7 separate regions of the Homo sapiens genome follow, and all the other regions are linked to region 1. Evidence: chromatin contacts called from ENCODE Hi-C or POLR2A ChIA-PET data. All regions are on one chromosome and are shown on one strand. The core of a region is the stretch at or near the end of the contact, and the rest is flanking DNA. Distances in the headings are between cores, read along the strand shown.

What was found. Hi-C counts contacts between places; a loop is a spot of excess contacts on that map. ChIA-PET counts read pairs that join two places held with the same protein, here RNA polymerase II (POLR2A). Pooled maps may share reads with other maps.
Region 2: a pooled map shows a loop between it and region 1 (5-fold over the local background). The contact joins the enhancer-like site here to the promoter of LEPR in region 1. A Hi-C loop is called at or near these places in 4 of 37 single-sample maps with no recorded cell type and 5 of 50 pooled maps.
Region 3: a loop to region 1 is called in a map of naive thymus-derived CD4-positive, alpha-beta T cell, with 17 times the contacts of the local background. The contact joins the enhancer-like site here to the promoter of LEPR in region 1. A Hi-C loop is called at or near these places in 1 of 168 maps with a recorded cell type or tissue (naive thymus-derived CD4-positive, alpha-beta T cell), 4 of 37 single-sample maps with no recorded cell type and 9 of 50 pooled maps. POLR2A ChIA-PET finds 5 or more read pairs at or near these places in 1 of 52 experiments (activated T-cell).
Region 4: a pooled map shows a loop between it and region 1 (5-fold over the local background). The contact joins the enhancer-like site here to the promoter of LEPR in region 1. A Hi-C loop is called at or near these places in 4 of 50 pooled maps. POLR2A ChIA-PET finds 5 or more read pairs at or near these places in 2 of 52 experiments (OCI-LY7 and PC-9).
Region 5: a loop to region 1 is called in a pooled map, with 6 times the contacts of the local background. The contact joins the enhancer-like site here to the promoter of LEPR in region 1. A Hi-C loop is called at or near these places in 1 of 168 maps with a recorded cell type or tissue (OCI-LY7), 1 of 37 single-sample maps with no recorded cell type and 13 of 50 pooled maps.
Region 6: a map of endothelial cell of umbilical vein shows a loop between it and region 1 (18-fold over the local background). The contact joins the enhancer-like site here to the promoter of LEPR in region 1. A Hi-C loop is called at or near these places in 4 of 168 maps with a recorded cell type or tissue (OCI-LY7, ascending aorta, endothelial cell of umbilical vein and 1 more), 4 of 37 single-sample maps with no recorded cell type and 10 of 50 pooled maps. POLR2A ChIA-PET finds 5 or more read pairs at or near these places in 1 of 52 experiments (activated T-cell).
Region 7: a loop to region 1 is called in a map of IMR-90, with 5 times the contacts of the local background. The contact joins the enhancer-like site here to the promoter of LEPR in region 1. A Hi-C loop is called at or near these places in 5 of 168 maps with a recorded cell type or tissue (IMR-90, K562, dorsolateral prefrontal cortex and 1 more), 6 of 37 single-sample maps with no recorded cell type and 14 of 50 pooled maps.

Annotation. Positions count from the first base shown.
Region 1 is chr1:65,419,043-65,422,402 of GRCh38, forward strand. LEPR (leptin receptor) reads left to right here and starts at 1,626. Exons shown (of 20, transcript NM_002303.6): 1 at 1,626-1,698. It overlaps LEPROT (leptin receptor overlapping transcript), which reads left to right and starts at 1,626. Exons shown (of 4, transcript NM_017526.5): 1 at 1,626-1,698. The coding sequence starts at 1,683. RefSeq lists enhancers at 940-1,472, 1,473-2,006, 2,080-2,129 and silencers at 1,120-1,189, 1,210-1,709.
Region 2 is chr1:66,395,010-66,398,369 of GRCh38, forward strand. No RefSeq gene overlaps it. Among named protein-coding and RNA genes, the nearest start is that of SGIP1, 140 kb to the right of the region's middle. RefSeq lists an enhancer at 2,294-2,473. Within about 2 kb of position 1,569, at least 5 of the 41 ENCODE cell types and tissues checked have a DNase peak (open chromatin) inside an H3K27ac peak, as active enhancers do.
Region 3 is chr1:66,372,621-66,375,980 of GRCh38, forward strand. It overlaps PDE4B (phosphodiesterase 4B), which reads left to right. Exons shown (of 17, transcript NM_002600.4): 17 at 1-1,954. The coding sequence ends at 58. Among named protein-coding and RNA genes, the nearest start is that of SGIP1, 160 kb to the right of the region's middle. RefSeq lists enhancers at 201-290, 661-710, 1,657-1,836. Within about 2 kb of position 1,736, at least 8 of the 41 ENCODE cell types and tissues checked have a DNase peak (open chromatin) inside an H3K27ac peak, as active enhancers do.
Region 4 is chr1:66,299,558-66,302,917 of GRCh38, forward strand. All of the region lies in intron 7 of PDE4B (phosphodiesterase 4B), which reads left to right. Among named protein-coding and RNA genes, the nearest start is that of SGIP1, 230 kb to the right of the region's middle. RefSeq lists an enhancer at 1,833-1,892. Within about 2 kb of position 1,499, at least 12 of the 41 ENCODE cell types and tissues checked have a DNase peak (open chromatin) inside an H3K27ac peak, as active enhancers do.
Region 5 is chr1:66,280,859-66,284,218 of GRCh38, forward strand. The region is part of intron 7 of PDE4B (phosphodiesterase 4B); the gene reads left to right. Among named protein-coding and RNA genes, the nearest start is that of PDE4B-AS1, 230 kb to the left of the region's middle. RefSeq lists enhancers at 1,477-1,776, 1,827-1,906. Within about 2 kb of position 1,638, at least 8 of the 41 ENCODE cell types and tissues checked have a DNase peak (open chromatin) inside an H3K27ac peak, as active enhancers do; they include OCI-LY7, where a contact is called at or near this core.
Region 6 is chr1:66,264,410-66,267,769 of GRCh38, forward strand. It overlaps PDE4B (phosphodiesterase 4B), which reads left to right. Exons shown (of 17, transcript NM_002600.4): 7 at 1,629-1,678. Among named protein-coding and RNA genes, the nearest start is that of PDE4B-AS1, 220 kb to the left of the region's middle. Within about 2 kb of position 1,627, at least 5 of the 41 ENCODE cell types and tissues checked have a DNase peak (open chromatin) inside an H3K27ac peak, as active enhancers do; they include endothelial cell of umbilical vein, where a contact is called at or near this core.
Region 7 is chr1:65,947,548-65,950,907 of GRCh38, forward strand. All of the region lies in intron 3 of PDE4B (phosphodiesterase 4B), which reads left to right. Among named protein-coding and RNA genes, the nearest start is that of PDE4B-AS1, 100 kb to the right of the region's middle. Within about 2 kb of position 1,529, at least 3 of the 41 ENCODE cell types and tissues checked have a DNase peak (open chromatin) inside an H3K27ac peak, as active enhancers do; they include dorsolateral prefrontal cortex, where a contact is called at or near this core.

The DNA of each region.
Region 1 (3,360 bases), core at 376-2,875:
AGAAAAATAAACTGACAGCTAGAAAAATACTCCACTGAATCAACAAATAGACATTTCTTGAAACAGTAACATGCTCAATGTGCAATTTTGAAAAAGTAAACTGAGCAAGGATCATGAAACATGATGGTGGTGAGAATTTATACTTCTCAGGTAGCCAGGGGAAGCTAGGTTTCCACAGATTCCTTTGTCTTTCAGTCCTTTTGAAAACGGAGAAAAAGCAAGAGAAGAGGGACGGCACCATCAGGTAGAGTGGATCTCAGCTAGAATGAGGGGAAGTGGCCCAGAATCCAACCTCCTCCAAAGAGCTGTGTGACAGGCAAGTCCTATCCTTTCTGCACCTCTTTCCTTAAATGTAAGTTGAAGCATTTGGACCAGACTGTTTCAATGATCTTCTAGATTGCTTTTGCCAAAACAGAACTCTCCATTCCTGTAAGATAAGTACACAATGGCTCTCAGAGATCTAAAAACTGGCCTTGGTTACCTGCAAACTTTGAGGCCCCAAGGCACAAAAATAATAGCTTTTTTTTTTTATTTTTTTTTTTAAGGTTCATGAAAGCTTCGGACACAAAAGCTTATATGGTCTTCGTCTCTATAAATAAACCAGGGAGTAAAGAAAAACCCCGCTAGTTTCAGTAAAGCGTTGCTATTAAGCAAAGCAAACCTATGCAAATATCAAGTTCTTAATGAGGAGTGTTTCCTAAGGGGCCTGTCCTCTGGTACCCCGCCTCTCCTCTGCCACAGTCATGTGAAGGCAGACAGGCACACACTCGCACACTAGCACGCACTTGGGAGCTCAGGGAACATAACACTGGTTAGTGAGTCGGTGTCCCTCTCCCATCGATTGCAACTTTTCCCCTCCTTCCCTCTCCTGCCTCTCCCCACTTTCTACATCTCCGTTCTCAGGAAGGCTCAGGGAGGATCCCCCGCTGCGTGCACTGCGTTCTGAGAGGCCGGGGAGAGACTCTGGGCCCGCGGTCGGGGCGGAGCCAAGGTCCCAACCCACATTGAACGGGCTTGAGGATTACTTGGAGGGCTCAGGATCTAGGAGGAGGGCCCAGGGCACTGGGTTGGGGTTACTCTGGGAAAGCTCTGTGGGACCAGGTGGGACCTTAGGGCTGGAGATGGACTCTGCGAGCTGGGGGCGGAGTTCTAGACTGGCAGGAGCGGAGTTCTGGGTGGCGGGGGCGGGGTCGGGACCAGCAGGGACGGCCTCTGAGAGTTGGGGGCGGAATTCTGGGCCGGTGAGGGCTGGGGCGGGACCAGCAGGGGAGGCCTCCGCGAGCTAGGGGAGGAGCTCTGCATTGTCTGGGGCGGGGCTTCGAGTAGCGGTAGCGAGGTCTGGAGCCGCAGGCGCTGCCTCCGCGAGGTAGGGGAGGAGCTCTGTACTGTCAGGGGCGGGGCTCTGAGTAGCGAGGCCGGGTCTGAACTATCAGGCGCGGCCTCTGCGAGCTGGGGGCGGGGTTCTGCACCGGCGGGGGCGGGGTTGTGAGTGGTGGGGGCGGGGTCTGGAGCAGCAGGCGCCGCGTTTGCGAGCTAAGGTCGGAGTTCTGCACCGGCGGGGGCGGGGCTCTGCGTGGCCGGGGCGGGCTCGGGATCCGCGGGGCGACTCCCGGTCTGGCTTGGGCAGGCTGCCCGGGCCGTGGCAGGAAGCCGGAAGCAGCCGCGGCCCCAGTTCGGGAGACATGGCGGGCGTTAAAGGTACATCGCGGTCCCCGGCTCGCTTGTCGTGTGGTGGGGTTGCCACCTCCGTTCCGGTCAAGCCTGGGGCTGCGCCTTCCGCGCGCCGTTGGGGAACGGCCTCACCACCCTTCCCGCCTCTCCGGTTCGGGAGGCGATCGACCGCTCCCTTCGTCCCTTGGGGTGTGGGTGGAGCGGCGTTTCGGGGGAGCCTTGGCCCTTTTTGCAAGGCCGCTGGCCTTCCTGCTCTCCAGTGGCGGCACCAGACCCCTCCCCAGCCTGAGCCCTCGGCGAGAGCGGCGCCCTCCACCTCTCCTGAGTTTTTAAACAAGGTTTCCACTTCTTGACGCCACCCTAACGCCTTTCTTCTGGTTTTCTGCCCCTCCGCAGTTTCCTATTTGCCACAAAGGACCCTTTGTCTCCAGCGTTCTTAGCATTGGGAAACTTAATCCTCTTTTTCCTAATGATTTTTCCAACTGGGCAGAGTTGACCGCGGGCGGGTGTCAATGGAAAGCACCCAGAAAGACGGTGTTTCTCGCAGTCGTGGAGAGTAGATTACGTGTAATTTTAATACTGCTTTCTTCGGTGTTTTCTCTGTTTATGGACAGAGAAGAAACCAGTGTGTGTGTAGTATGTGTTTTTTGCATGGGGCAGTTGGTAAAAACACCGCGTCCCTTATCTGTATGGCTTCAGAGCAATGCGAGACGGAAAAGGTTTTTTGCAAGGCTTCCTGTATTTTGGTAGGAAAACATTCCATTTCTAATCTGTCGAATAGAGTAGCATGACTTGTTTTTATATTGGCTTTTATATCATCCTTGAAATTTGCACCCAAAGATATCCCCAGTTAACATCTGCTATAAACATGTAGATAGTATATATACGAGTACGCCTCTGTTCACTATGAATTTATCCGAGTATGTGAGCTGTTAGCAGCAGACATTTTATCGTTATTTCTGGCTGACTTTTATACTTAATATCAGTTTAGTAAACATGGTTTACTTGGAGAGTGTCGACTGTGTTATATATCCATTTGAAGCCAATGCCGAAAACAGATGAAAAGTAGTGTCTCAGTACTACACATGATCAGAAACTACCAAATCATGATCACGTTTATGTGTGAATGTGTTAGAAAATTGTGATGTAGTGAAAAAAAAGGAAGTCTGAAATGGAAACGGACTAAGGGAAGGAAGCATTTTACAGATTGTTCAACTTTTATTGAGGAACTACTGTATGCCAGAGACTTAGGATACAAAGATAAATGAGAAGTTATTGGTGGGTGACAGAGCTGGAAATAATTATATTACTATGTCAGTGTTTATGTTGGGCTCAGATGCGGTGGGAGAACAGATGGTGGGTTGGATTTTGTCCTCCAAAAAGATGTGTTCAAGCTCTAATTCCCTGGTACCTGTGAATGTGATCTTATTTGGAAGTAGTATCTTTGCAGATATAATCAAATTAAAATGATAACTGGTTTAAGGTGGGCCCTAATCCAATGACTGGTGTCCTTATAAGAAGAGGGGAATTTAGACATAGAGACATACAGGGAGAATACCATGGGAAGACGGAGACAGAAATTGGAGTGATGCAGCTACAAAGTCAGGAGCACCAAAGATTGTTGGCAACCATGCTGGCAACCACTGAGTGTTAGGAAGAGGCAAGGAAGGGTGCTTCCCTACAGCCTTC
Region 2 (3,360 bases), core at 319-2,818, 980 kb after region 1:
TATCCCACAGGGAGTTCCTGAGGCTTCAGGGAGACTTTCAGGGGTCCAGAGAACCCAGAGGGATAAGGGGCTGGGAGTAATTTTAATGGTGTAGGATCTCATAGGATGGAGTGAAGTGGAGAGTTGCGGGAGGCATTTTTACACTGCTTATCCCACAACACTCTCTAATATGGTTTAGCCCTTTCACCACACAAAGTAAGAAGCTGACGGTTAGACACACAGGGGAGAGGCTGCTTCATATGGCAGAAAGAGCTGGGACTGCCAGTCCATGAGATGTTTGTTACAGTTCTCATTTCTTTACTTATTTTGCTGGGTGATCTTGGGCAAGTGGCCTAGCTGCTGTTACAACACAACCACAATGATAACTGCCATTCATTGGGTGCTTCCCAAGGGCTAGGCCTTGTCCTAGCCTCTGAACGTTTATTATTGCATTTCCTCTTCACAATAACCATAGGAGGTAGCCATGATTTTCTCCCTTTCGTGGATGAGGGTTGAAGCATGCTGCAGACTCAAAGCCCCTCCCCAGGGCTCTACATCTACCGTAAGGCCACCTTGGGCAGACACTTCTCCTTTATAGAGCAGGGAGCCTCTGACAATGCAAACGTCAATGTCAGATAATTTTTTTTCTTTTAACAATCGTCACTCTGGATGATGCTGGGGTGGTGTGTGTGTGAGGAGTGTTTCCTAGAGAGACATTCATGACAGTTCTTAAGGTCAGGGGCGGTATGGCTGGAGCCACATTTGTGAAATTTAATCACCAAGATTCCCCTTCTTTCAAAAGAGTAGAGCTCCTTCTTCTCCTTTCCAGGCTCTCTGTTTCCGGAGCTTTGGGCTTTACTCTCTAAGAGTTTCAGATGTGTTGAAACTCTGTAGAATTCAGGGGAAATCTTGCTGGGTCAGAGCCTGCACAGTTATCCCTCTGGGAGTTTCCAGCTTTGTGTGGGCTCAATGTCAACAATTTTTGTTCGAGAAGCTCTAGAGCTGGCCAAAGGCCAAAGTTACCCTGGCCAGGTTGTTGGTGAGAAAACTTAAAGGTTATACTTCTATAAGAAGAAAGAGAAATTGTCTTAGCCACAGGCAAATGACAAATGTGTACAAGGGTTTTACATTTGCCATCTCATTCAGCTTCCACACGGGAGACAGGGGATAGTATCCCCATTTTAAAGAAGAGAGAATTGAATTGGCCAAGGTCACCCAGATAATAGTAGAATTGGGAGAGATTTTTCTTTTCAAAACCAGCTCTTCATTGCCCATCGTTCCTTGCTAATTCTCCAGCTGAGACACAGGATCATGTTGCAGTATAAGAACATACCAGACTAGCTGGGATTAAATTTTGGCCTGACTGTGGGCTAGTTACTTAATCATTCTGAATCTCAGTTCCTCATGCATGAAATGAGGCTGAAATTACCAGTATTTGCTTCACAGGGCTCTTGTGAGTTTTCAATGGGTTAATATGGGGGAAATCTTAGAACAATGTACATGACATAGTGTCAGCTATTTTAATCATATAACTTGATTTAAGAAATGCACTGTTGTTTTAGCAGGTATATAGTGTACACTAGGGGAAGGAAAATAATTCTCAGACAACAAATCAGACTCTGTGCCGGGTGGGTGCTTCAGACTCATAACTCATTTAGAGTGTTACCACAGTCCTATGAGTGAAGCACTTAACAGATGAGGAAACTGAGAAATAATGTGCAATGTGACTAATGTTGCTCAGCTACAGAGTATTCGAGCTGGAACACAAACCCCAGGCTGACCCTAGCACTTCTACCTTTCCCTCTGTCGTGGTGTCCGACGCCACTGGATGGAAACGAAGCAGCCCAACAAGAAAGCATGTGCTGGAAAACACATATATGTGACTAGAGGACCACCAGGGAGGGAAGGGCTGCCATCTTACTAACGTTGCCTTATTTTACAAATAAGTTATTTCCTGACCTAGTCTTCTGTACATTTAATTGTGATTAATACTGAAAATTAAAATGCACAAAGCACAGAGGAACCTGGTATTTCAGGAGCCTCCTGTAATTGATTCAGAATTTGAAGACATTCATCTGTATTTGTTGTTTATTGTCTTCCTACTATGTGCTGGATCTGAGGGTTAGAAGGTTAATGGAGGAGTGACACAAAGATTAAATAATGACACACTGAATGGCATGTTCACTAATGATGATAAGCACCATTAAAGACAGCTGGATGGAATTTAAAGGGGTAGATGGTAGTCTGGTCTGATCTAGCCAAGGGCCCAAGAGACAGCATGCAAAAGTCTAAAGGAAGAAGAGAAGGAAAGGATAAATATCACAGACAGAAAGAAAAGCATGAGCAAAGGCTTTATGGCAGAAGGAGCATAGACTATTTGAGGAACTGAAAGATTCTCTCTGTGTCTAGACCACAGAAAAAATGGGTTAAAGAAGTTCAAGATGAGGTTGGAAAGGCAGGAAGGGGCCAGAGTATGCAGAACACTGGTTATCATATAGAATCGGTCTTTGTTCTAAAAGGATGGGGAGGGATTCAGATAAAAAAAATTAAGATTTTTTTACAAGGGCTGTAAAATTGCAAGTAATCTGTTTAGGTTATGATTAACACAACATCATATCATTGTATTATATACTAACATATGGTTAGTATCCATCATATTGTGAAGGTATGACAAACAGCCTTCAACTTACATCCAATTCTGAGGATAATTAATGGCTATGGGAATAATGTGTTGAGACTCAGTGGGTATATCTGGATCCAGTAGGAATGAATACTATTATCCATTAACAATATAGGCCTGTCCAGGCACAGTGGCTCATGCCTATAATCCCAGCCCTTTGGGAGGCTGAGGGGGGCAGATTGCTTGAGGCCAGGAGTTTGAGACCAGCCTGGCCAACATGGTGAAACCCTGTCTTTACAAAAAATACAAAAATTAGCCAGGTGTGGTGGCGCATGCCTATAGTCCCAACTACTCGGGAGGCTGAGGCATAAGAATTCTTGAACCCAGGAGGTGGAGTTTGCAGTGAGCCGAGATCGTGCCACTGCACTCCAGCCTGGGCGACAGAGAGACTCTGTCTCAAAAAACAAAACCAAACAATGTAAACCTGGAATAGACTGAAGCTGGGTGTTCTAACTGTGGCTGCATAAAGCAAAGGGGCTCTGTCATAAGACTGCCCCAGGTCTGAATCACAGCTGTGCCACTTGGTATCTGCTGGAACTTGGGCAGTTTACTTAGTAACTCAGAATCTCAGCTTCCCAAGCTGTAAAATAGACATAGAAGTACCCATCTTCAAGGGACTTTATGAGGATTATTGGAGTTGAAATGTTTAACAATTAGGCACATGATGGACTTCATAATAATAAACTTTCTTAATGTATAAA
Region 3 (3,360 bases), core at 486-2,985, 950 kb after region 1:
CCTGGGAGAGACTGACATAGACATTGCAACAGAAGACAAGTCCCCCGTGGATACATAATCCCCCTCTCCCTGTGGAGATGAACATTCTATCCTTGATGAGCATGCCAGCTATGTGGTAGGGCCAGCCCACCATGGGGGCCAAGACCTGCACAGGACAAGGGCCACCTGGCCTTTCAGTTACTTGAGTTTGGAGTCAGAAAGCAAGACCAGGAAGCAAATAGCAGCTCAGGAAATCCCACGGTTGACTTGCCTTGATGGCAAGCTTGGTGGAGAGGGCTGAAGCTGTTGCTGGGGGCCGATTCTGATCAAGACACATGGCTTGAAAATGGAAGACACAAAACTGAGAGATCATTCTGCACTAAGTTTCGGGAACTTATCCCCGACAGTGACTGAACTCACTGACTAATAACTTCATTTATGAATCTTCTCACTTGTCCCTTTGTCTGCCAACCTGTGTGCCTTTTTTGTAAAACATTTTCATGTCTTTAAAATGCCTGTTGAATACCTGGAGTTTAGTATCAACTTCTACACAGATAAGCTTTCAAAGTTGACAAACTTTTTTGACTCTTTCTGGAAAAGGGAAAGAAAATAGTCTTCCTTCTTTCTTGGGCAATATCCTTCACTTTACTACAGTTACTTTTGCAAACAGACAGAAAGGATACACTTCTAACCACATTTTACTTCCTTCCCCTGTTGTCCAGTCCAACTCCACAGTCACTCTTAAAACTTCTCTCTGTTTGCCTGCCTCCAACAGTACTTTTAACTTTTTGCTGTAAACAGAATAAAATTGAACAAATTAGGGGGTAGAAAGGAGCAGTGGTGTCGTTCACCGTGAGAGTCTGCATAGAACTCAGCAGTGTGCCCTGCTGTGTCTTGGACCCTGCCCCCCACAGGAGTTGTACAGTCCCTGGCCCTGTTCCCTACCTCCTCTCTTCACCCCGTTAGGCTGTTTTCAATGTAATGCTGCCGTCCTTCTCTTGCACTGCCTTCTGCGCTAACACCTCCATTCCTGTTTATAACCGTGTATTTATTACTTAATGTATATAATGTAATGTTTTGTAAGTTATTAATTTATATATCTAACATTGCCTGCCAATGGTGGTGTTAAATTTGTGTAGAAAACTCTGCCTAAGAGTTACGACTTTTTCTTGTAATGTTTTGTATTGTGTATTATATAACCCAAACGTCACTTAGTAGAGACATATGGCCCCCTTGGCAGAGAGGACAGGGGTGGGCTTTTGTTCAAAGGGTCTGCCCTTTCCCTGCCTGAGTTGCTACTTCTGCACAACCCCTTTATGAACCAGTTTTGGAAACAATATTCTCACATTAGATACTAAATGGTTTATACTGAGCTTTTACTTTTGTATAGCTTGATAGGGGCAGGGGGCAATGGGATGTAGTTTTTACCCAGGTTCTATCCAAATCTATGTGGGCATGAGTTGGGTTATAACTGGATCCTACTATCATTGTGGCTTTGGTTCAAAAGGAAACACTACATTTGCTCACAGATGATTCTTCTGAATGCTCCCGAACTACTGACTTTGAAGAGGTAGCCTCCTGCCTGCCATTAAGCAGGAATGTCATGTTCCAGTTCATTACAAAAGAAAACAATAAAACAATGTGAATTTTTATAATAAAATGTGAACTGATGTAGCAAATTACGCAAATGTGAAGCCTCTTCTGATAACACTTGTTAGGCCTCTTACTGATGTCAGTTTCAGTTTGTAAAATATGTTTCATGCTTTCAGTTCAGCATTGTGACTCAGTAATTACAGAAAATGGCACAAATGTGCATGACCAATGTATGTCTATGAACACTGCATTGTTTCAGGTGGACATTTTATCATTTTCAAATGTTTCTCACAATGTATGTTATAGTATTATTATTATATATTGTGTTCAAATGCATTCTAAAGAGACTTTTATATGAGGTGAATAAAGAAAAGCATGATTAGATTAGTCTGTAGGCCCACTTATTTCACAATTAGTTCTGACATATGAAAAGCAGATCTTTCTCTTCTCTTGTGCCATTCCCCACAAAGAAAGCCAACCACTGTGTCCAGCCAACATCACAACTGAAGTTTCAGAATCTATGTCCAAAAAGTCCCCTAGTTTGGAACATTTCGCTTTTTTCTTAGCAACTGTTCACCCAGCTCAATGATGCAGGAAGGGGGTTGAGGAAGGAAAACAAAACAAAACCACTTTGCTCATCTCGAACTATTTCCTTCTACCTCTTTAAGAGTCTGAAGAGTTTAATCTACTAGATAAATAAGGGAATCCCCAACTTGGCTGAGTCCTCTAGAAAAGTGAATCATAGATTATAGAACATTAGTATAATGCAGTCAGAGAGTCCCATTGATTCATTTGACACATGAAGAATCTGAGGTCCAAAGAGTCATCTTAAACCACAACCCACAGAGCATGGGTGGACACTCAGGGTTTTCTCAGTGATCCATGCAGCCTCTTGTTGGTCATATGGCTAGGATTTTCTTTCTGGAAAGAACTTTTTATATATAAGAAAAATACTTAATGCTTTGTTGAAATCTTAAAGTCAGCATTTTAAAATATTTTATCCTGAGAAGAGTGTGTGTGTGTGTGTGTGTGTGTGTGTGTTTATGTGTGTGTTTGTTGCAGAAGGTTGCAAACAAGAATCGGTGTTGGCCCATAATAATTTAGCCACAAGGGAGTGCTCTGTGAACCAGTAAGATGGTCTTCTCTAAACACAGCTGAAATTAAGATGAGCCGACATTTCAGAACCAGCTTGCCTGCTAGTTGCAGAGCTATTTCCAACATTTTCCATCATCTCTGATATCTGATTGTGCCTCACCATCTCTGAGAGTTTGAAAAGGAGCAAAATAAATTGCTTACAATAGCCAGAGGTGTGAGTTTTACAATGCCCAGAGCTAGAAATATTTGCAGGTTTGTTTTCTACTGAGAAGAGGTTCTTAATTAACCCTTATTGCAAATAAGAATCATGTGGGAAATACATATATTTAAAAACACTTGTTTGGGGCCCATCCTCCTCCCAGATTTCTGATTGAATTGATCTTGGGCAAAGCCCTGGGCATCAGATTTTAAAAATTTCCCCCAGGCTGGAGTGCACTGACATGATCTCGGCTCACTGCAACCTCTACTTCCCAGATTCAAGCAATTCTTGTGCCTCAGCCTCCCATATAGCTGGGACTACAGGTGCATGCCACCACACCTGGCTAATTTTTTGTATCTTAGTAGAGATGGGGTTTCACCATGTTGCCCGGGCTGGTCTCGAACTCCTGAGCTCAGGCAATCTGCCCACTTCAGCCTCCCAAAGTGCTAGGATTATAGGCACAAGGCACTGCACCCAGTCTCTCCCTAGGTAAT
Region 4 (3,360 bases), core at 249-2,748, 880 kb after region 1:
ATTTTCCCTTGGATAAATACCCAGTAGTGGGATCACTGTAATATGGTAATTCTATTTAAGCTTTGTTGCAAAACCTCCATACCGTTTTCCATAATAGCTGTGCTAACTTACTTTCCCATCAACAGTTTATAAGAGTTTGCTTTCCTCCACATCCTTGCTGGCTTTTGTTATTTTTTATCTTTCTGATAATGGCCAAAAGCTTTTAGCTTTTCCTCACTCATTGTGACATTAGCTGTGTGTTTGCCTGTTTTGTGTTGAGGTTTGTACCTTCTATGCCTAATGTGTTGAGAGTTTTTATCATTAAGGGAAATTGAATTTTATCAAATGCTTTTTTCTGCCTTTATTTGTAGGACTTTTTAGTAACAAATTTCATTATAGAATGTAAATATTATAAGGAAAAAATATATGTTATAATATGAATTAATAATGGCATGAATATTAAAACCAAACAAAATGCATATTGGAAAAATTGGCACTATTGCACAAACACAGACATCTAGGGGAATGTCTTTCTCTCTGGTGTTCGTGTTTTTACCTTCTTCAGCCATGTGAAAAGACTTTCAAAGGTTCTATTTTATTCTCAGAGTTGACAGACTCACCCTTCAACAGAGTGGGCATCAAAAGCCAATAGCTGCCTTGAGTAAATTAATTTTTGTTGATTTTAGTTCCCCTTTAAGACTTCCTGAGATACTGATCATGGAAATGAATATTAGCGATTTAATTCTGGCACCTCGTCAGGACTCACACTGCATTCCTGGGTGCAGCCTGGAACATCACTGCTGGCTGGACTCACTTCTCCTTGCCCACCAAGGGACCTGAAAACCACATTAAGGTGGAGAGGAGAGTGTGGCACCTCCTTGCTCAGAGATCGGCCAGTTCACTGTACTTTATTGACTGTGGACTGTTGATTTATCCAGCCTTCTCATTTCACATGTGAGGGAGGGCGATTTGGAGTGACTTCTGTGCACTTACATAGCTGATAATAGAGGATGGACCAGAATCCACATCTCCAACTACCAGTCCAGAATTCTTTCCATTCCCCAGTCACTCACTTATTCATACATTCATCTAACATTTATTGGATGCCTACAGTGTGTGTATAGCTGTGACTACAAAGATGAATTGGACGCAGACCCTGAACTCAAGATCTTTACCCTGGCTTGTGTTTTTGATTTCCCAGAGGGTCTGAGGTCCATTAGGAAGGTGACTATCTGCCAGGGCAGTCTCTCCATGCCGGCTGGATTAGGCAATCACTGCTGGCCGTATGCAGTCCCGTTTTCAGTGTCCAAGTCTATTCTTCATAGATGGCCTATTCTCTGTTTTTCTGACTTTCTTACTGGGGTTTCTCACCCAAACATAGCATTACTGATAAATAATATTTAAGTGGCTGAGCTCTGAAGATTAAGCTATTAATATCACAAACAGGCTCCATATTCTCTCTAGTAAAGAGCGAAAAAGAGTCAGTATGTATGTGTGTGTGTGTTTACACATATGAGCATGCGGTGTGGCTCTCTGAGACACTTAGAAGAAAAGTTCCTGCGTGCTCATGAAAGGCCCATAGTACAGCTATGAGTATATTCCAGGCCTCACATGGCTGCAGTATTCACCAGATTACCAATATTAGAGAAGCAGATTTTTTTCTATGGGTAATTTTTAATAATTTAAGGGCTCTCATTTCTCATTATTTCAGAAATCCAACTTGGAGCTTCTCATTTGATCAGCAAGTATTTTCCAAGGGCCTCCTGTATTCTCAGCCCTGTAAGAGGTTTGGGCCTTGGAGGCTGAGTCAGAGATCATGATATTCAAACCGTTTTCACTTTCATTTTGTTGTTGTCATTTTCTCTCCATTTGATCCTGAGGTAAAAAAGGACTAGTAATATTATCTCTATGTCACAGAGGAGGAACCAGAGGCACAGAGAGGCTTAATGACTTGCCAGGACCCTCAAGGCTATAAGCAGGAAAGCAGGGGCGAGACCACCAGGCTTCTTACCGCTAGGACAATGCTTTTTTTTTTTTCTAACTATGCCAGATTGCCAGTCCATATTTTTTTTAATTCAGGAAGGATTAGAGAAAAAATATTGCAAGCATATAAATGTAATCTCATGATAGAATAGTAACAATTACATAAAAATACTAAAGTTCATTTTAAATACTACCTAAACTAGGTCATGAATTCATCCTATAGCTTTTTCTCCCAGCAGGCATAATTGAGTTGCTTTCCCAAATGCCAGGTTATTCTACCCATGCGAGTTATAAAGACCTTTTTCTTGAAGGGATTACTGCTGAACTTCTCCTAAGTCATGACTTTGTGATGGGAGAGATATAAGTAACATGTTCGTTGGGCTTTTATAACTCTAGAGAAAGCTCTTCCTAAATCTTGGAGCTTACTGCTCAGCCAACTTATTGACTTTGTTTAGGAGGTGGCCATTAGCCTCTCAAACCACAGAGGTTTGGACTGTTCAACTACAGTAAGCCCAGAAGCAAAGAGAGATTAGAACACAGCATCACTGGGTGAAAATGGGGAAAGCTAAACTGCTTCGAAATTGCAGTGCTCTGTCCTATACTCATTTCTGGAGGAATCAAGAAGAGCCTGAAGCAGAAGTGACCCACTGGCCTTGGAGACAGGAGGCAATGGAAAAGCACAGTTCATCCACAAACCAGCCTCTCTGAGCATCAGCTTCCTAGCTGCGTGACATTCCCAAGACTCTTCCCTGCACTAATTTCCACATTTATAAAAAAGAACCACAGATGTGTCCTTGATGGTCATCTTACTGTCATCTGTTACCACCACATACGCTGTCTTGTTATGTGGCTTGGGAAAATCTATAAACTGGTCTTTTGGCTTTGATCACCTGATTGATTTACTGTCAGCAGATGATATTAAAATTAGCTTTCATTTGTTGAGCAAATCTGGATGGGCAATTGAGGTGGAAACAGGGAGTGGCCTGGGTGGTGGCTGGAATTAGAATAGTAATCTCTTGTGTTTTAGAGGTTACAAAGCACTTTCCCACATGTAGTCTCATTGAATTACTACAAAGTCCTGCAAGGGCTGGTATTCTTAACCTCATCAGACAAATGAGAAATTGATGTTCCGAAAGATAAAGTGACTGGTCAGCATTCACAAAAAGATTTGGTGGCAGTACAAAAAGTGGAATAAAAGCAAAAGCTCTTGCTTGCTTTCTGGTGCAACACATCAGAGATTGATTAGAATCTACTATAAGGCTTTTTGGCTATGCTGAGATGATCGACAATTAATTATAAAACACTGTCAACATAGACACTGGTGCTCTTCTCTTTCTGGGCTTTCATACCTGCTCTTCTTGAGGTTTCCCTCCCCAACCTCTATCTGTGTGTAACTCC
Region 5 (3,360 bases), core at 388-2,887, 860 kb after region 1:
CTAGAGAAAATAGCAGATTAAATGTAGCTCAGGAACAAGAGGGTGTTGTCCAGAGAAAGCTGAGAGTGACTGGCACAGCAGACGTAAACATCGTCACCAGGGTGTACATAGCTTTAACTCAGGTACCTGCACGGGCATCACAGGCAGCATGGCACAGATAGTTCACAGGCCTGGGTATCTATGCTTATGGACTGGCCTTCCAAGTGCAGTTTCCTGCTCACTCTTATTTATCTTCTGATAAAGAATTGCTCCCAGCAAATTACTAAACTAAACCTACTGCTGATACTTTTACTCCAGTTGTAAAAACACATTACTCCCTCTGCTTCTGCAGAAGTGGAACATGCTTCTACAATTCCCTTTTCTAAATTTGTTGATGGATTACTTATTGCCCCACTCCTCAAGTTTCTGTGGAGGGGATTCCATCTAATCTTTAACAGGGAACAGTTTTTGGGAAATATTACCTTTTCTCCCTTCTGTGCTGCGAGAGCAGAGGGCAAAGACAAGTAACAGTGAGTGGGAATTATAGGAGAGGTTTTTGCCTCAGTGAGCCTTTTAACCCACTAGAGATCTGGAAGAAAATGGAGTGGGTTTCTCTGGGAGGTGATTTGTTCTGCATTCCCTTGCTAGAAGATCACTTGCCTAGACATATGTAGGAAGTTTAACATGGGTTTTCCTCATTCGGAAGAAGGGTGGATTCAATCACTTCTGAGATTTTTCTTGTGTTAGGAGCATATATGATGGAACTGTGTTTTGGTAAATCAGTTTCAGTTCTACACTGCCCCTAAAGTATTTTGCTTGTTTTCAGAGGTCTGTCCATAAAGCATTTGTTTCAAATACAAGGCATGGGGGAGGAGGTGTTATCACAATATCAAACCCCTGCTAAGTATCAGATTTTCTATTAGGTACTCTGCAAAGGAGATCTGTTTTTATCCTCAACAACCTTCTATTAAGTCAATATCATTATCCCATTTTTTTTAACCAATAAAACTATGCCTCCATGAATGTAACTAGTAGTATAAAGACACTCACTCAGCTTGTAACAGACAGACCTAGGATCGGAACCATAAAGACACTCAGCTAGTAAGCAGTAGAGTTAGGATGTGAACACTGCCTTGTTTGGCTCAGAAGCCTGTGTACTTGGCATGAGCTCTCTGTGCTGTCCAGTAAGTAAAGGTGCATGTGATGCCCACACAGGTACCTGCGTTGAAGGTACGTACACCCTTGAGATGGTGTTTACATCTGTGGTTCCAATCACTCTCAGCTGTCTCTGAACAATACCAACTTGTTCTTCAGCAACATTTAATCTGTTTTTTTTTCCTCCAGATTCTAGAACTAGAGAGAATTTAGAAGAAAATACATTTCAAGCTTTAGTTTTCCCTCATGGGAATAACTGAGCCAATAGGGAGGTGGCAGTGTCTTCCTCTCTTCTAGGAATAAGTCTCCTTCCCTGAAAGACTTTTGGGTTTTGAGTAAGCCATCCTGGCAGGGAAAAGAGGCAGGGGAGAATTTTTAGGACGTAACAGAGCTGTGGGAGACATATCTCCAGTGCATTACTCACTGCTTAAAAGACACCCCCAGCCTCTGACATCACAAGGAGAGAGAATTAGATTTCAGATCAGTAGTGAAACTGAGGTGTGTCTTGCTTGAACACAAGGAGGCAGCCATCCAACTCTAGGCTGGCTCTGGAAAGTCCCATTTTGAATAATTTGCTTCTTATGATGCTTTGTTCAGCTTCCCTACCTTAAGTGAAACTGTGTGACTTAAATGAAAGAGCACTGAGCTGAAACTCAGGAAACCTAAATTTCAGTACTGGCACCAACCAGGTGTGTAACCAGAAGTAAATCCTTTAACCTTTCTAGACTCAGTCATCTTTAGTTTAAATTATTTTGAGTCTTTGAGTCTTAGAATTCAATCTTACTTCAGATTTCTATAATGGCTCCTGGCCCAAAAATAGTGGTGTGTGGGTGTTGACATGGATAATTCTTTGTCACGGAGGAAACAGCCCCTCAGTAAGAATCTGGAATTCAAGCCTAGGTCTCTTTGGTCTAACTCCAAAACCTAGGCTTCTTCCACCTCTCCTACCCTGACAAGAGGCCATACTATTGTTTCATAACAAAGTGTATCTTTATTATTTTTATAATCCCTGTTAGCCTTGTCATTGGCACAGTTCATTAGCAAACATTCATTGAGTGCTTATGAGTGCTGGGAAAATAAAAAGGAAGGGGACATGGTGCCTGACCTAAGCTTAAAAGCATTTTCATAAGGAGATTCTGGAGCCACACTGCCTGGATTTAGATCCCAGTTCTACTATTTTTAGACTAATCATTTCTTAAACTTTCTGCATACCTCAGTTGCTTCATCCTCATTTTCTTCATCTTTAAAATTTTCCTCTTAGAGTTGTTTTAAGGATTAAATTTGTTGCTTCTGTAAAACATTTAAAATAGTGCCAATTATAGAGGAAAGACCAAATACATCATTGCCGTTATTGTTACTATTATATATATATGTGTATATATGTATATATATATGTATATATGTATGTCAGTCCCCTTGTGTCAGGAGTCTTAGAAGGTTGCAACTGGGTCTTGTTTGCTGGCACTTAATAAATGTTTGTTGGATCCAATTATTCAACACATATTTACAATGTTTCTACTATGCGCAAAGCCCTCTGATGGATCCTTGGTAGAATCCAGAATTTTTACAACTTTTTAAAAAATTACCATGTTTTAGAGCTTGCGTAAGTATAATTTGGAATTTTTTTTCTCTTTCAATATTTCTCTTCTTTCTTTTTCTGTGGCCCTTGTATAGAAAGTATTGAGGAACTGAGAGGAAGATATCTCACACATATGCTTGCTAACTTAATCATATGAGCCATCCTGGAGGAGGTGGGGTTAACAACACACCAAAAAGAAGATTCTTCTCTTTCTTAAATGATAAATGTCTTTTAGAACTCTGATGTCAGACAAGAGAGTACTGCTTACTTTTAATGGGTTTTCTGTGTCAGAGAGAGAGAAGGGAGAGAGAGCGAGAGAAAGAGAGAGAGAGAGATTCATTCACCACTTTCTCATTGACTCATTCATTCACCCTAAAAGCACCTGGCGAGTACTCACCACAACATGAATCAGGCATTATGCCTGGGTAATGCTGGATAATGGAGATACAGAAATGAATAAAACATGGTTTCTTCTTTGGGAGAGTTAACAGTCGTGGGGCAGACAAACATAACTTGATTTATAACGCAGTGTAATAAGAATTTTTCAGAAGCATGAATAAAGTGCTCTGGAAGGACACAGGAAGGCAGGTAGTTGGGAGCAAGATCCTATCCTAAGTACAAATAACACTCTGTACTGAGCTGTACCT
Region 6 (3,360 bases), core at 377-2,876, 850 kb after region 1:
TTATAAATCATGTGTCAGTATGTTTCTTAAACTCTCTGAGCTTCAGTTTTCTTATCCTTAAAATGGGGTGATAATACTCCCAGTGGAAGCTAAGAAATACCTAGCACAGCCTAGCAGAGAAAAGCAATCACTATATGATAATTTCCCTTCTCTTGTCACATGTGAAAATTTCATACCACTGAGAGTTTAAAAGTACCCTGCCTAAGATCACCCAGCTAGTAAATTAATGGTAGATGTGGACCCTGTCTATAGACTACGGCTACTAGGTATGGGTACCTACAAGCTAGATTGTCCCTAAAGGACCAGAGATTAATTCAGAGCAGTAGAAAAACCTAGGGAATTAATTCTGTGGCCACACCAGTAGGAAGACTCTTCTTTAGCAACAACGATGCAGGCTGTTCTTTGTCATTTAGAATTTGGCTTCGTTCTCACGCTTGCCTGTGCAAGAGAATGCAAAAAGAAGTGAAAACTACAGATTCCCAGGCCTCATCTCGGATATACTGAAATAGACTCTTCAGGGTTGGAAAAAGAAATTTAATAGCTCCCCAGATGAGTCGGCTGCGTATCCATGTTTGAGAACCACTGGACTAGAGTCTCACTCTCTTGCTCATTGCAAATGTCCTGTTACTCCTTAGTGGAGCAGAGAATCCTTAATGCCAGTGTTTCTGAAAATGTGGTCCTCAGACCAGCAGCATCAGCACCACTTGGGAACTTTTTATAAGGGCAAACTTTTAAGCCCATCCCAGGCCTACTGAATCAGCAACTCTGGGGGTAGGGCCCAGCAGTGTGTCTGAATAAGACTTCCAGGTGATTCTGATGCACCCTAAAATTTGAGAGCCCCGCTCAATAGTATTCCTGAGAAGTTTTCCAGCAGTGCATCAGGAAACAGGAGAGTCTGGTAGAAGTTCTGCAAAACATGAGAAGAAGGGTAAGAGCAGTGAAATTGAAAGGTTAGGGGCAGAGAAAGGAAAAGAAACAAGAAAAAAGGAGGAGCCCCAGTACTATGGGAACATGGGTTTGCTTGTTTCATTTAACCCCTGACATCAGCAGGCTTGTTATGATGTAGAATGACGTCCCAGTTCCTCCATGAAAATTCTGTTCCCTAAGTAAAGCAAGCTGGATGACTGTTCCCAGTGGTTGTGTGACCTTGGCAAGTGACTTCACCTCTCTAGGTCTCTGTCTCCTGAGGTACAAAAATTAGGGGCCTGAAGTGATTGATCGCCAAGGGTTCCTCTGGCTATAACTTTTTACAGCACTGCCCAAAGGAATTGAGATTCACTCTGGCATTTCGAGTGATGCCTGAGCAAGTGACTCTTTTTCTCAGGGCTTCTTGGAACAGCAAAACTTAAAACAGGGGGCTGGTTTGGGACCTGGAGTAAACAACTTCCTTCCTGGAGAGTCTGAGCATCCTGAGGACTTGCAGAGGGAAATTCCAGGCCATCTGGATGTGAGAGAATTGCAGTCATCTACCCGGGTTACAGGAGCTTGCCTTCCGGAGATGGCATTATGTCACTACATAGTTCATTATGACCTGGAAAAGTCCTCAGTAACCATGAGGGTGGGGTGTCGGGGGTGGAATGGGCAGTTTTGATACACAGACTCAGTCCTTCTTTTCTCTGTCTCCACAGGAGGTCCCCAGCTGCTAGTCAGCCTCCTGTCTCCAGAGTCAACCCACAAGGTAGGCCATGTCATAAGGTCTATCTAGATGTTTCAAGATAGAATAATAAACATGCCTCTTATTCAGAACTGTTTTTTAGAACAATAGTGTTGTTTGCATATTGTGGCTCTCAAAAGTATGTCTCTTGGTGACTTTTTTCTAAGGTACACTGGAGCATTACTTCACTCTATTAAAACCACATTAAAAGCAGTACTAAATAATTTGCCCATTGTATGTGCAGGCTTTCAGAATATGATAAACATGGGGTAATGCTGCCTCTTCCCCAAAGAGGAGCAGGAGACAGAGTTGTATTGACAGTGCAGCTTGACCTCAGCTTGCTGGCCCCAATAAACTCCAGGAGAGCTAACATCGAAGACCTAAGGTGCTCCACGTTCGCCTGAGGGCCCCTGCGGATATGTTAGTGGTTTCCCTCTTAATGTCAACTATAGATTCCACTTGAATCTACATCCTTTCCAGGTGTGAAACCAAAGGCTCTTTCCAGGTCACGAATCATTTCTTTTGGAGGGCATCCAACTTTGTTCCTCAACGGTGTTTTGTTTTGTTTTGTTTTTTGTTTTTTAAGAACCTAACCTCTCATCTTTCAGGACAGTGCATCCACTTTTCTTGGTGTGTTGAGAGCTGCAGAGAGGAAGGGCCACCTTGAAGGAACACCATGGAGTTCTGTTGGAACTGAAATTCTTCTTCACACAAAATGCAACCAGTTCTATGATATTTGTTAAAGTCCAAATAATGTTTTCTCCTAAATCTGTTCCCTACTAATGTAGCAGTAGATTTGAGAAAAACCACAGGAGAAACAATTAAGATGAACTCACACTGAGATCACCTAATGCCTGACACCTAACGATGCCTCACATGCTTTTCTATTTCCAGCAGCGCTTCATACTTAAAATCTTTCTCTCTTGGTTGTTGTGTTTTCTTTCTGGTATCCTGATCATAAGTATAACGGAAGTATTACAAAAGCTTAGCTTCTAAAAGAAGGGAACAAAAGCAGCAGATTCTATTGGCTCATTGGCTTCTGAAGTATTTGTGGTGCATGCTTTTTAAAATATTTTTATAAAAGAAAGATTGAGAACGAGAAAAAAAAGTGAAAGAAAGATACTAAGTAAAGGTGAGTTTACTCTAGAGCCTCGTAATATGAAATATAAAGAAGTAAACAGTACTCTATGGACTTCAAAAACCTGGTGTGCTGCATGTACTATTTCTTTTAGAACTTTTATAAAAAGAAACAAAATAGGATGTTTTAACATATAACTCGTGTTACATACTTGGAGATCGAAGGAGGTAGTTTTGAAACTCCAATCATTTCATCATATTGGCCTACCAGTGAGGCAATGTTGCTCACATTTCTGTTAGCCAAATTTACATCAATTTGATTATTTAGACTATGTTTTCTTTTTCTTGTAATAAATACTGACAAACATTAGGAGAATATGTACAATTTATGGTTCTATAAATTAGCTCATTAACCAAAGATGTGGTTGGAAAGATCCTTTTGTGATTATTGGCACAGCAACTACAGCTTGACAACTAGGGATTCTTTTGATAAAGTCTTCTCAAACAATGGAGCAAAGAAATGACAGTACCACTCAGGCAATTTGTTTCCTTCTGTCTCTGTGGCAAACTACAAAAATCTTGGCTTTTCACTGGGAAGAGAATGTAGTGATACCAATTACTACGTAATT
Region 7 (3,360 bases), core at 279-2,778, 530 kb after region 1:
AAATAGGGTGGATGCAGATATTATTAGTTAAGATGAGGTCATACTGGAATAGGGTGGACCCTTTCCCAGTATGACTGGTATCTTTATCAGAAAAGGGAAATTTAGACACAGCTATAGACACAGAGGGAAGACAGTTATGTAAATCTGGAGGCAGAGATTGGAGTTATGCTGCCACAAGTGATGGATTGCCTGGGGGCTACCAGAAGATGGAAGAGATGAGGAAGAATCCTCCTTCTAAGACTTTGGAGGGAGCATAGACCTGCTGACACCTTATTTTTAGATTTCTAGCCTCCAGAACTGTGAAATAAACTTCTGTTGTTTAAAGCCACTTAGTTTGTGTACTTTGTTATAGCAGCCATAGGAAACTAATACAGATGCAATATATATACTATATATAATATATATGAATACATATACATAAATATATATACTATATATAATATATGCATACATATACATAAATATATATAATCATATATATTTATAAATTCATTATCCTCGTGGAAGTGTCTTACTGGCATATCCAGGATCATTCTCTGGGCCTTTGCTACAACAACAGCTATAACTTTACAATTCAATGAACAAAGGGTTCTGCCAACTGCTAAGTATGCCCATCCCAATTGTACATTTGGAAATTGTGCAAAGGCCCACCCGTACCCATTGTGAGACAGACATGGTTTGGACTCCGGTTGCTAGTTGACTTCCATATACCTCTACTCTTAGCAGGAGGGTAATGTATTAGTCAGGGTTCTCTAGAATCATATATATATTATATATATGAGAGCTTATTATGTATTAACTTACATGATCACAAGGTCCCACAATAGGATGCCTGCAAGCTTGAGGAGCAAGGATAGCCAGTCTGAGTCTCAAAACTGAAGAACTTGGAGTCTGATGTTCAAGGGCAGGAAGTATCCAGCATGGGAGAAAGATAGAGGCTGAGAGGCTAGACCAGTCTCTCCTTTTCACGTTTTTCTGTCTGTTTTATATTCACTGGCAGCTGATTAGATGGTGCCCATCCAATTAAGATTGGGTCAGCCTTTCCCAGCCCACTGACTCAAATGTTAATTCCTTTGGCAACACCCTCACAGACACACCCAGGGTCAATACTTTGTATCCTTCAATCCGATCAAGTTGGACTCAGTATTAACTATCACAGGCAATGATGGTGTTTGGGATCTTTGGCTATCAGCATCAATCTGTATTCACGTGTTTGGAAATATCTGAGTAATTTACGGATTGATCGATGGTGTTGCAACATCTTTCTTGTTTTTCAGTTGATGTGTTTTGGGTCACAGAACTGGCTCAGGCCTAAAAGCTGAGCATGGAAATAAGGCTTTTCACTGAGCATAGCTGACCTCAAACTTCTACTCTGCCGTCACGTATCTCTTTTGAATATTCATATTCAAATACCCTTATTGGCTGCCTATCTATCTTGCCCCTAGGGACAAAATGTTCTATGAGCCCTTTCCATAAATTCTGTGGGTCATGCCTTGCTGACTCATTCTGAACTTGCTGTGGATTATAGCCTTCTGTCCACCGCTCTTCTATTGGGTACATGCTGCCACCTAGCCTCTGCTCTTCTCAGATCCTATCATCTCCATTGCTATTAGGGAACCCACTACCATAACAATATCTCACATCATTATTCCCAGGGGTCCTTCTGACCTTATTGCCTTGGGCATGTCTTATGGGCCTCCCTAAGGAATATGGTCGGTACAGGGTTTTCTGTCTCATAGAACGGACCCATTGCTTGCATGTTGCTTCTGTGAGCCTTTTAAGCCCTTCCTCCATCATTTGCTACAGCAATTCTGGCATCTCTATTTTGTTTACTGTAGGCCTTTCCTTTTCTCAGGCTTTCAAAGTTAATTGTATCAGCTGATTACAGCAATCACTGGGGCTCTTGCCAGGGCATTAAATCCTGTGTCACTGGAAAGTGCCACTATATTGCAAAACACTCCCTAACACAGCTGTATAGCCTATCTTCTCTTGATTTAACCCCCTGAGGAACCACTTCCAGTTCCTGATGGTAACATGTTATCCATGTCTTGATGTTTTTAGGCATATAATTTCTTTTCTGCTTTACCTGTCCCAACACTTTTGATCAGGTTATGCTGAGATTTTACTCTAATTATGAACCAAGAGAGGAAGTGGAGCAAGTCCTGAGAAGGTAAAGAAATGTTATCTAAGATACCTGCCTCACTTGATACCTTTGTATAACTTCAAACGTGTGTGTGTGTGTGTAGCTCTGTCTTCCAATAAGAGATAATTGGTCACATTTTCAGGTGCATAGGACTCAGGATAACCCAAGATTTGAGATTCTTAACTGTGTCGATACAGATATCCCCATCCAAGCATCAGGGCCCCACTCCCTTCAGGGCTCTAAGTTTGTGTAAGAGACCTGCCTAGACTGAGATCCAGCTTTCTCTGATGCACTGCTAACAATTAATTTTGTTTTCTCTTGTTCTTCAACCGTGGCTGCCATCCAGGTGCAGAAGTGGAAGTTTTATTTAAATAGTGCCTAGGAGTTCCTGTTACTCTCACTTTGCTAATTTACTTTGTTGATTAATAGACTTGAACCTGTCATTTTCTCTCTTCAATCACTGGTGCTGAGCAGTAGCCAACCAATTCCACATTCTTATAGTTGTTATTTCTTCATATCTCTAAAACACCCAGAGTATTGTCGCAGCTATTGCACCGCTTCCACCTGTATCCCATCACAGGACAGCATAGGTGAAAGCCAGTAAAATGCACCAGCATTCCAAGGACTATCAACATTCCACCTATCACCAGCAATAGGGTTCTCATTATCATCCAGCTGGAAAATGATCCAACTCCAGGATCCCCATCTTTACAGTCTGTCTCTTAGAAGTGCTTCTTGTATCAGTGGTCATAGATTGGGTTCCATTCAGGTTAGGGATCCTTGTTTAAGTCACTTATTGGGGATGTGCTCAATAGGGGAGTGAGGGAAGCAGAATAGGATGGGGAAAACGCCAAGCAAGAATGTGGTCTCAGGAGGGACTAGCTTCAGTCTGATCCTACAGGACACTGGAGCACAAATTACACAACAGAACTAGTCGTACATAGAGAAAAAGAGGCTGGCCTTGTGTATCCCATGCCAGGAGGTCATTGGCTGAGTCAACCCTGGAGAAGGGAGGGAAAGTGGTGTATCCACCCAGGCAAAGTGGCTTCCATCTGGTTCAGGGCGATTCTCTGGAATAGGGGTGAGCTGTTTGTTGTTATCTCCAAAAGTCACAGCAAATGGGAGATGGTACAACCAGAAAAGGGAATGTGGGCAAACACCAGCCACATTCACCACAATATTACAGAGCTATTAGGAACTATAATGATCAGCATGAA